Linked DNA regions of Homo sapiens: region 2 is linked to region 1. A link is a contact called in ENCODE Hi-C or POLR2A ChIA-PET data. All regions are on one chromosome and are shown on one strand. Each heading gives the region's core, a stretch centred on a gene start or an enhancer-like site at or near the end of the contact. The rest is flanking DNA. Distances are from core to core; before and after follow the strand shown.

The links. A loop is a pair of places that touch in the nucleus more often than their neighbours do. ChIA-PET counts read pairs that join two places held with the same protein, here RNA polymerase II (POLR2A). Pooled maps may share reads with other maps.
Region 2: a map of heart right ventricle shows a loop between it and region 1 (2.5-fold over the local background). The contact joins two enhancer-like sites. A Hi-C loop is called at or near these places in 16 of 168 maps with a recorded cell type or tissue (CD4-positive, alpha-beta T cell, CD4-positive, alpha-beta memory T cell, CD8-positive, alpha-beta T cell and 8 more) and 20 of 50 pooled maps. POLR2A ChIA-PET finds 5 or more read pairs at or near these places in 11 of 52 experiments (CD4-positive, alpha-beta T cell, CD4-positive, alpha-beta memory T cell, CD8-positive, alpha-beta T cell and 7 more).

Annotation. Positions count from the first base shown.
Region 1 is chr17:77,599,770-77,605,045 of GRCh38, forward strand. No RefSeq gene overlaps it. Among named protein-coding and RNA genes, the nearest start is that of LINC01987, 130 kb to the right of the region's middle. Within about 2 kb of position 2,727, at least 16 of the 41 ENCODE cell types and tissues checked have a DNase peak (open chromatin) inside an H3K27ac peak, as active enhancers do; they include heart right ventricle, where a contact is called at or near this core.
Region 2 is chr17:77,675,911-77,680,590 of GRCh38, forward strand. It overlaps LOC107985079 (a long non-coding RNA gene), which reads left to right. Exons shown (of 2, transcript XR_001753032.2): 2 at 1,393-4,680. Among named protein-coding and RNA genes, the nearest start is that of LINC01987, 50 kb to the right of the region's middle. Within about 2 kb of position 1,901, at least 2 of the 41 ENCODE cell types and tissues checked have a DNase peak (open chromatin) inside an H3K27ac peak, as active enhancers do; they include heart right ventricle, where a contact is called at or near this core.

The DNA of each region.
Region 1 (5,276 bases), core at 1,477-3,976:
TCTGTGAAAAGGTGCATTAGACACTGCCAGCACATGGCAGGGACTTGTAGTAATCAGGAGTCCTTTTCTAAGTGACCAAAATCCCAAATTCAAATAAAGAAGAGGAAAATTCATTGGCTACAACAGCTTCAGGTATGGCTGGATCCAGGTGCTCCAACAATATGGTCAGGATCCAGTGTCTCTCTGTCTCTTGCTGGTCTCCTGTGTGTTCACATAATTCCCAGGTGAGCTGTTTTTCCATGGTGGAAGCTCCACACTTTTGTCTCACCAACTTTAAGACCACCTGAAAGCCAGCTATGCTTTCCCAACAGGCTGTTGGAGAGACTGGAGCCAATCACAGCACATGCTGAATGGAGGGCTCATATTCGGGCAGGCAGCTGAGGGGAAGGTACAGCAGACACTTTCTGGGCCCATGGCCTCTTACCCCTGTGAGTTCAGGTGTGGCTGTGTGGGTAGGTCCCATCTTTCCTCCTGTCTTCTGACTCAGGGCTTTTTCCATAGCTAAGGGCAGGGTAAGCTTGGGAGATACCATGCCCTGGGACAACCGTCTGCCAATGGGGGACAATAGTCTGCGCCCATGGAGGGACAACTCAGAGGCAGATCCCACGGATTTTTCAGAGGGCTCCTGGTGGGTCTGAGCCCCTGTTGCCCGCACCGATCACCAGCCCAGTGTCATCCTCCCATTGACCACGCTGATCACCAGCCCAGTATCATCCTCACAATTGGCCACGCTGATCACCAGCCCAGTGGCATCCTCGCAATTGGCCACGCTGATCACCAGCCCAGTGACATCCTCACATTGGCTTTCTCCCCACCCGGATCTCACTGCCCTGCCCCTCACTCCAGCTTCCTGGAGTCACCTCCCACCTACACTACCTGCACCCAAGGCCTTGTCTCAGGCTCTGTTTTGGGGGAACCCCGAAAGGCAGAGAGGTCAACCTCACCTGAAGCAGGTGAATTGAGAGGTATTAGGGCCTTGAGGACACCTGAGTTTGACCGGCCAGGCGTCTGACCTCCCTCAGCAGCAGGACCCTGTCTCAATTGTTGTCTCGTGAATCCTCCCAGTGTATAAAGAGTACAAGAAAGGGGTTGGTCCAGCCTCACAAGCATTTACTGAGCACCTACTGTGTGCCAGGCTTACTCCCTCTTCACATGAACTCATCATCACCCCATTCTACAGATGCAGGGAGTGAGGCCTAAAATCATCAGGAAGGATCTGAGGCCACACAGCTGGTAAATGGCAGAGCGGGGGCTGGAGTCCAGGGCCTCTCACTCCAGGTGCGGGCTCCTGTCCTCGCCCCGCTGGCTGGTCTGAGGTGGCTCACTGAGCTGGGCGTAGCTTGAAGCCTCCCTTGGTCCCCTCCAGTCAAGACTGGATTTTCCCGCCAGCTCCCAGCCACTGTCCTTCCTCCCCAGGAACCTTCCGCTGTGTTTTTTGCAAAGTCAGGCTCTCCTAACTCTCTCTCACACCCCTTCCTGTTCAGGCTCCAACTTTCTCTGCCCAGAAGCCCTTGCTGGCATTGGTGCCTGTGCCAAGCTTGCTCAGTGGGAGGTGGGTTCACAGCCTCTCACCTCCTTCCCTGCTCGCTGTCCACAGGACTGTCCAAGTAAAGGTTCCCCTCAACACCACCCCTTCCCTCAACCCCGTCCCAGGTCACCACTCAGAATGACAGCGCTAACCCTTTCTACCCTGCTCAAATCCCAACCCTCACCTTCTGGGGCTGCCCCTGCCTGCCCAGATCACCTTCTTGCTGAGAAAATGGAAGCGTTAAACTCTCAATCCTCTTCAAAGCTCATTAGCCAGAGAAAGCTACACATCAAATTGATTTTAATTCTCCGGGTTCTGGCTAACGCAATGACTTCAGGCCACAGGCGGGGAGGGCAGGGTTATTTTTTTGAGGCTTGCTGGTGTCTCTCTGCCCTTTCCTTCTGGCTGGCTCATGATTCTTGCAATGTGACAAGCTCTGCGCAGTCCCAGGGCCAGGACGCAGGGCGAGCCTTGTGCTCCCCAGGGGCAGGATGGGGGCGGAGGGATGGAGGAGGTGCTGAGCCCACAGCAGTCTCCCTTCCCAGGGCCCTACCCAGAAGCTGTCCCGCCACTCATAAAGAGCCTGAAAGATGGAAAGGATCTCTCTCTTATTCTTGTAATATACTTTGCCCAGAATTCATGATGAAATACATTTTCTCCAGAACGTTTTATGCAGTTAATGGTGTAAAATCAAACCGACTGTTGTCAGACCATTCTCAGTGCCTCCCCTAACCCCAGTATTTGTGCTGAAGATGGTGGGAACTCAATTTGCCCTTCCAGAATATCGCAGAGCCTGGCCCCAGCCTGAGCAATGGCAGCTCTCCAGGAGCCTGAGGTCTGAATCTGCCTGGTACAGCATCCTGGAGAGCACGTGCAGACACAGAAGTACTGTGTGCCCTGTGAAATAGTGGGCCAGGTAGGCATTCTGTCCCATCTGTCATGTGCTCCCTCTGTGTGGCTGCCCTGGAGGTTCTGAGGAGGCCTGCGGGGAGGCCCTAGGTTGTTCCAAACCACCTCTATAAATAGCCAGCTTCAGGAATTCACTGGGAGCCAGGCTGTTTTTATAGGCTTGTATCTTCGTTTTTCCAGTAATCCAGCTGAGTGCTTCTGGACCCGGGCCCCCACCAGGGAACTGACAACCCCACATCTGCCACAGGCAGAAAACTTGTGGGGGTCAAGGGAAGCTCTTTCTCTGCCATTTAAGAAGGAATAGTGGGGGCCGGGGCTGCCAGCCCGCTTGGCTCACAACTTTTGGACTGTCTGGCATTGTGGCCAGCACGTGACTGTGGTTATTTGGGGCAAGCAGGGGTGCCCAAGTCCAGACACATCTCCTCCCAGGCCTGTCCCTCACTGACACATCTGGTAAGCATGCGACGGAGAGAACACTGTGTAACAGGAACCAACGCTGGGCTGTCCCAGGCATCCTTTATGGAGAAAAACTCTTTCTATGGGATCTGAATGCTTCTGCTCTTAAATAATCAGTGTGAATTTCTTCTAAGCAGCCAGTGACTAGCCAACAGTTCGAGTAGGGCAAAGTCAATGATGGACTGGATTTCATTTCTCATCAGTGGCATGAGGGGGGTGAACCAGGGGGTCTCCAGTCCCACTTAGACTCAATTCCATAACCTCAACCAAGCACCTGAGCACGCCGGGCACCTGGGGAACCGAGGGACTTGGTACCAGGAGTGGGGCCCACAGGGCCCTGTGAGCGTGTGGTCAGGGGTGGGGAGAAGCCACGGAGGTCGAGGCAGGGTTGTGCTCGCTCAGAGAACCAGATGGCCAAAAGTCCCAGGAAAGCTGGTCTCTATCCATGCTCAACACAGCTTTTCCTTGTGAAGGGAGAGGGAGGAAAGGGATTACCGGCGCCGGGGAGAAAGAGCCCAGAGCCCCGAGGGAGGTGTGGACAGAGCACTCATGAAGATGAGGAAGAGGAGCTTGAGCGCAGGGACAGTGCACAGCACAGTCTGCATCAGAGGAGATGTCTGGGGTCAGACAGAGACTGAGGGGCCTGCCCCTTGGGGCCCGGTGGCCAGGACTTGGTGCAAAAGCCCCCGCCCCCCACAGCCTCCCTGCTCCGAGCCCCTGGCCTTGTGCATCTCCTGCTCTCCTTCCTGAACTAGCGTTGACCTCACATCGCAGCTGCCCTTCCCTGGCTTCATTTATTCAGGAGAGATCTATGGACTACCGCCATGAGGCACGCTCACTCTCTGTTCAGACCTGACGGCGGATCCCGAGCCACGGACCCTGGCGTTCTCCCCACAGATCAGCTCACCTTCACCCTTTTGATGTTGCCACTTCCAGCTGTTCCAGGGAGATGCCTCCTTGGTCTAGCCCAGCCCCAGGCACACTCTGAACGCAGACCTCAGGCAGCCACCCCAGACCCAGCAGAGGGGACACCAGCATGGGCAGCGCAAGTGGGCCTGACATCAGGAAAGCGACCATCCCTGCCTGTCCCTCCAGGGCTAGAGTCATGACTGTATTTGGGTGTGATTCAGATTCATGTAACAGAGCACAAGTGACATTAAAGGGGAAGAAGAAGTAGATGAAGACATGGCTGAAAGCAGACATTAGCCAAATTCTTACTCTAAGGAGAAATGAGGGGTGAGAAGCCTTTTATCCCTGTTGCTGACTTGTCTCCAGCTCCCAGGTACCAGACTACAGGGGTGGGGGTGGGGCAGGCTCTAGGGAGATTCTCGCTTGGTACCCAGCTCCACACTCTGCAATAGTAGTTGATTTGTCATTGCTGTTGGAATTCATTTTTTTTTTTTTTGAGATGGAGTCTCACTCTGTTGTCCAGGCTGGAGTGCAGTGGTGCAATCTCGGCTCAATGCAACCTCTGCCTCCCGGGTTCAAGAGATTCTCCTGCCTCGGCCTCCTGAGTAGCTGGGACTATAGGTATGCCCCACCATGCCCAGCTAATTTTTGTATTTTTGGTAGAGACGGGGTTTCACCATGTTGGGCAGGATGGGCTCAATCTCTTGATCTCATGATCTGCCCCCCTTGGCCTCCCGAAGTGCTGGGATTACAGGCATGAGACACCGTGCCTGGCCTGGAACTCATTTTTAAATCATGCAACACAGGACTGATTCCCAAAACAGCATCCCTGTGCCTTTGCATGGCCACGTCCTCTTGAAGAAGACCTGTGGACTCCGAGTGGCCAAGGGTGTCCCTTTGGAGCCCAACAGATGGGGCTGAATTCCACTTCTGCTGGTTGCCCGCTGTGTGACCTTAGCCGAGTGTCTGGATCTGGGCCTTAGATCCCTCACCTGTTAAATGAGGCCAGAGCTGGCCACTTTTCAGGGCTGTTGATGAAATGAAGGAGATAAAAGATGCAAAGGAGCTCCGTTTGGTGCTGGGGACGTGCAAGCATCCAACAGGCGACATTTGCCATTCTTAGATAATCACTGTCATTAGAGTGCATGCATTCAAGAACCCACAGACAAGAGGTGGAGGCTCCGCTGGGGCTGGGGCAAAAGATGCTTGCCCAGGACACCACAGATGTCCCTACCCTCACAAGTGACCAGTGGGAAGTGACGGAGAGGAGGTGTGTGGCAAAGCCCTAAGGGTGCCTGCAGCCCGGCCCTGCCAGAGTGCGGTACATTGCCCACTTTCGCAATGGCATCTTCAAGTGGGGGCCTCCTTGACACATGGGCAGTCCCCACTTCTGGTCGCCTCTCCCGCCTTTGACTAATGGCTGACCTGACATCTTTCAGCAAGTGACCTTGTTGCAGCTGGTAATTCAAATATC
Region 2 (4,680 bases), core at 651-3,150, 75 kb after region 1:
GACCTCCCCCTCCCCGCTGTGGGCCCTGCAACCTCCTTGAGCTGGTCCCCACCCACCCACATCTTCTTCTTCACACTCCCCAGCACTCAGCACACCCCAGCCAAAGCCACGTTGTCACTAAGCCAGACCATGTCACACCCAGCCCAGGCTCCTGCCTTTTGGGTGTAATTTCACAGTTGACATCCTCTGCTTTATTTCGAGCCGAGCTGAGCTTTATTTCGAGCTGAGCTGCCCCTTCAGCTCTCAGCCAGTTTCCTGCATTTGCAGCCCTGGCTTCTGGGTACCTCACCAACCTGCCACACTCCCTGGGCCGTCCGCAAGAACCCAGCCCCGTGCCCCCTTCCTGGAATTCCTCAGGAGCATGGAGTCTGTTTCACATCGGCCACTTTCTGGCGTGTCTTAGACCAGCCGCCTGATTCCCTTTCCCGGACGGCGAGCGCCAGGAATGTGCCATCCGCATTCCACTTTATCTTGTATCTCCCTGGGCTCCCAGCCCCGCGCCGGGCGAAGAGCCGGCACTCAATCAACGCCTGCCTAATGAATTGGCTGAATAAATTAATTTGGGGTTCATTTTCCCGGCCCCCTGCTTGGATGGGGAGGCTGCCTCCCTGACCTGTGGGGTGAGGCCCCTGAGGGCGGGACAGGACTGTGCACTGCCTAGTACATTAAACCGGGTCTCAGATTCCATTAAATCGAGGGGGAGGGAGTGCCTGCCGAGGAGGCTCACCCCAGAGGCCCTGCACGCGGCTCGGGCTGTTTAAGGAGGTTAAAACGAGAGGAGAAGGCTCTACAGCTAATTGTCCTTGTGCGTTAATCACAGTGTGCTGCGGGGGCGCCTGTTAGAATGTGTTAATTTGGTAATTACCGAGGAGGGGGAGGCTGCTCTGTAACCCTCGGCCTTTGTCATTATTTTTTAACTGAAATATGAAATGGAAATGGAAAGAGTGAGAAATTCCAGCCAGGATTTAAACCCAGATAGTGGAAATTCCCATCAGTTCACGTCCTCCTCTGCCGCTGCTGGAATGCCCCACGCAGGTGTCTCGTCTTCGTTTCTGCCCAGCCTAGATGTCTTTGCCCCCTTTTGAGCTTCCGGGTCCCAACACTGAGAGGGGCTCTGTCACCTTCTGTTTCTTGGAGAGACAGGAATGGCGGCCACACTTTATGACAGATATCATAATAGCCCAAAGATTCCAGACCCCGGGGCTCAAGCCCTCCTCCTTGCAGGTCTGGCCTGTATCCCCCACGGCCTTCGTTAATGGGCTGGGGGCTCCCCACTCCCCCAGATGGAATCTTCTCATCTCCCTGCTCAGGCAAGGCTTCTTTTTGCCTGTTGCACTAACTATGGTCCTTGATTTCATCTCTCTCCTCCCTGTTTCCCCACCCCAATCACAGCTCAGATACCAAGTATGCTGGGAACAACCAAGACCCAGGGGGCCGCTTGCTGCTAGCTTATTGTTTGCGGAGTCTTAAATGTGCATAACAGCTGTGCACAGTGTTGCAGAGCCATGCACGAAGCGGACATTGCAACCAACCAGGACTGGGAATTCCATCTTCTCTGCTTTCAAGAGCTCAGGCCTGATTGGTGGTCCTACCTCCCAACTATCTCTGGAATCTCTGCTTTTCTCCTAATTCCATTGCTGCAAAGAGTCTAGATGAAGACTTTGAACTTTTGCCTGGACACCTCCAGTATCCTGATGAAGTCGTTCCCTTCAGCCAGGCTCTGTTTCCTCTGAGCCTGGGTGGAAACAAACAGAGCCTGGTCACCCAAGGACATGAGTATTGGGAACACGGACTCGGATGAAAATCCCAAAAAAAGCCAAAGTCCTCCCAGCGGCCCTCATCCTCAGTGATCAGGCCCCGTTGCTGCTCGGACCTCTCTCTCTCTGCTCCGGCCCCGCTGCCTGCTCTGCTGCACTGGGCTTGTGGGGCTGGGGTGGCTCTGGACACTGGGATATTTTTATTTAACTCCCAAGGCAATTCTAACGTGCAGCCGGGTGGACAGCCAGGATCTCCAGGAGAAGTTCACGTCCTTCTCTGCCGCATCTCTAACCCGGCCTGGGTCTATGGCCCCGGCTCCTCTCCCTCCCCTCCCCATCTTCTTCTCTCCTCCCAGCCCCCCACGCTTAAATCACATCAAACCTCAGCCCGTTCTCTTTTCACCCCTCTGTGCCTTTGCACTTGCAATCGTTCCTGCAGAAAAGAACCTCTGTTAATGTTTTGGGATTTCCTCCAGTCTGGGCAGCCTCCCGTCATCTCCTCAGTGGACACGTATCGACCCCTTCTCGTTCACTGTCTTACTTCATCTTTCAGCTCCACAGAGCAGACTGTGTTTATCTCTAATAGTCCTCGTTCTGCTGCATTTTAATCATTTGTTTACCGGCTCTAAATGTGGAAATACAGGGGCTTTGGTGCCAGCAGACCTGGGTTGGAAGGCTAAGTTCCGCCACTTATATTCTGTGGCTTTGCGTAAGTCACAAAACAGCTCTGAGCCTCAGTTTCCTCATCTGTAAACCACAAGCCTTCACTCAACCCATTTTTTATTGAGCACCTACTAAGTACCATGCAGGTCAGACCCATCTTCTCATTTAACCTTTGCAGCACCCCTGTGAGCTAACACATGGCATTTATGAATCCAAGCTGGGGAGGGGACCAGCTCCAGCCTGGCTGGCCATAGACCTTGGCCAAATTGCTCAGGACCACCCCACCCCGCCTGCCAACTGCTGTCCCCAACCCTGGATGTCCCATGTTTGTCTCTGGTTCTGTGGGTGAGACACCCACTCCATGGGGATGTTGTGAGGGTCGTGTTCAATGTAGGCATGTGTGACTTAACACTGGGAAATGTTCTGAGACATTTTTCATTGTGTGGACATCACAGAGGGTACCTACACAAACCCAGGTGGTACAGCCTGTGGTATATGGTGTATGCCTGTGGACCCAGGCTACAAACCTGTACAGCACGTTAGTGTACTGCAGTACTGAATGCTGCAGGCAATTGGAACATGGTAGTAGGTATTCATGTTTCTTTTCTTTTCTTTTTCCTTTTTTTTTTCTTTTTTTTGAGATGGAGTCTTGCTCTGTCGCCCAGGCTGGAGTGCAGTGGCACAATCTCGGCTCACTGCGACCTCCACCTCCCAGGTTCAAGCAATTCTCCTGCCTCAGCCCCCCAAGTAACTGGGACTACAGGCGTCAGCCACCACACCCAGTTACTTTTTGTATTTTTAGTAGAGACTGGATTTCACCATGTTGGCCAGGATGGTCTCGATCTCTTGACCTCGTGATCCACCTTCATCGGCCTCCCAAAGTGCTGGGATTACAGGCGTGGGCCACCATGCCTGGTATTCATGTTTCTAAACACATCTAAACATAGAAAAGGTTGGGTCAAAATACAGTATTATAATCTTATGGAGCCACCATCATCAATGCGGTCTGTGCTGACGCAAATGTTGTTACATGGTGCATGACAGTAGCACCTGCCGAGCACTGAGAACAAGGAAGCCCTCAGTGCACGTTAGCTGTCATTGTCATCACTGTCTTCTCATCACCTGCCAGGTGGAGAAATGGCTCTTACACCTTCAGTCTTGTAGGATTGTTCAGAAGATTAAATGAGATAATAGAGTAAACTGCAGCATACAATAAATTTCTTAATAAATGTCCCTTTCCTTCCTTCCTTTTCCCCTGACCCCACTACCTCCTTTAGGGACTCTGTTCCTTGGACAATGATTGCTTCCTTTATGCTCTGGAGTCCAGCAGAGACTGACACACAGTTGGGGCTAAACACGTCTGAGGGTGATGAAACTCCCATTTCTGACGCCGTCAACTTGTTTTCTGTAATGTTAGCCCTGCCATATTCCAGCTCGACAGAGCTTGGGCAGCCCGAGGTGGTGACTGTATTTGGCCATCAGCCATGTCCCTTGCAGGGCCAGTCTCTGAGGTGCCATGAGACCTTCTGTGCCTGGCAAGCCGGGGCACTTCGGAGAATGGCAGCTGCCTGGTTTCTCAGGGGAGCAACTACATTCCTAAGTCGCTTGGGGATCGCTTGACTTCCCTCATTCATTCACCCATCCTTCCATCCATCTATTCCTTCATCCAGCAAATTGGACCCCTTCCGTGTGCCAGACACTGTTCTGAGCAGAAGCACCTGCCCTTGAGGAAGTGACACTCCAGTGGGGAGAGACAAGTAAGCTCACAAAGATCTATCTGCAAAATCAAATTCCAGGTAGTGATCAGTGCCACGAACAAAAATAAAAATGAATAAAGAGATGTAAAATGATTTCCTTCCCCAAGGGCAGAGGATTCTTTCTAGCAGGTTATTTGGAAAAGTTCCCTCTGAAGAGGTGACATTTGATCATTGTTAAAGTCACATGCATCATTGTGAACATTTCACAAAACACAGAAGAACCTAATGCTTTCGCACAAACCATCATCTAGAAATCACACCATCTCAACATCTTGTCGTTTAAAAATTGATATATAATAATGGTACATATTTCTGGGGTCCCTGTGATATTTTGATACATGCAGACAATGTGTAATGATCAAATCAGGGTAATTAGGCTATCCATCACTTCAAACATGTATCATTTCTTTGCCAATGCCTTGTCTTTTGTCGTCTTAAAGTACAGATTTGCATCATGCTTTTTAAAATTTAACATTACACTATAATTATTTTGTAGCTGTGTT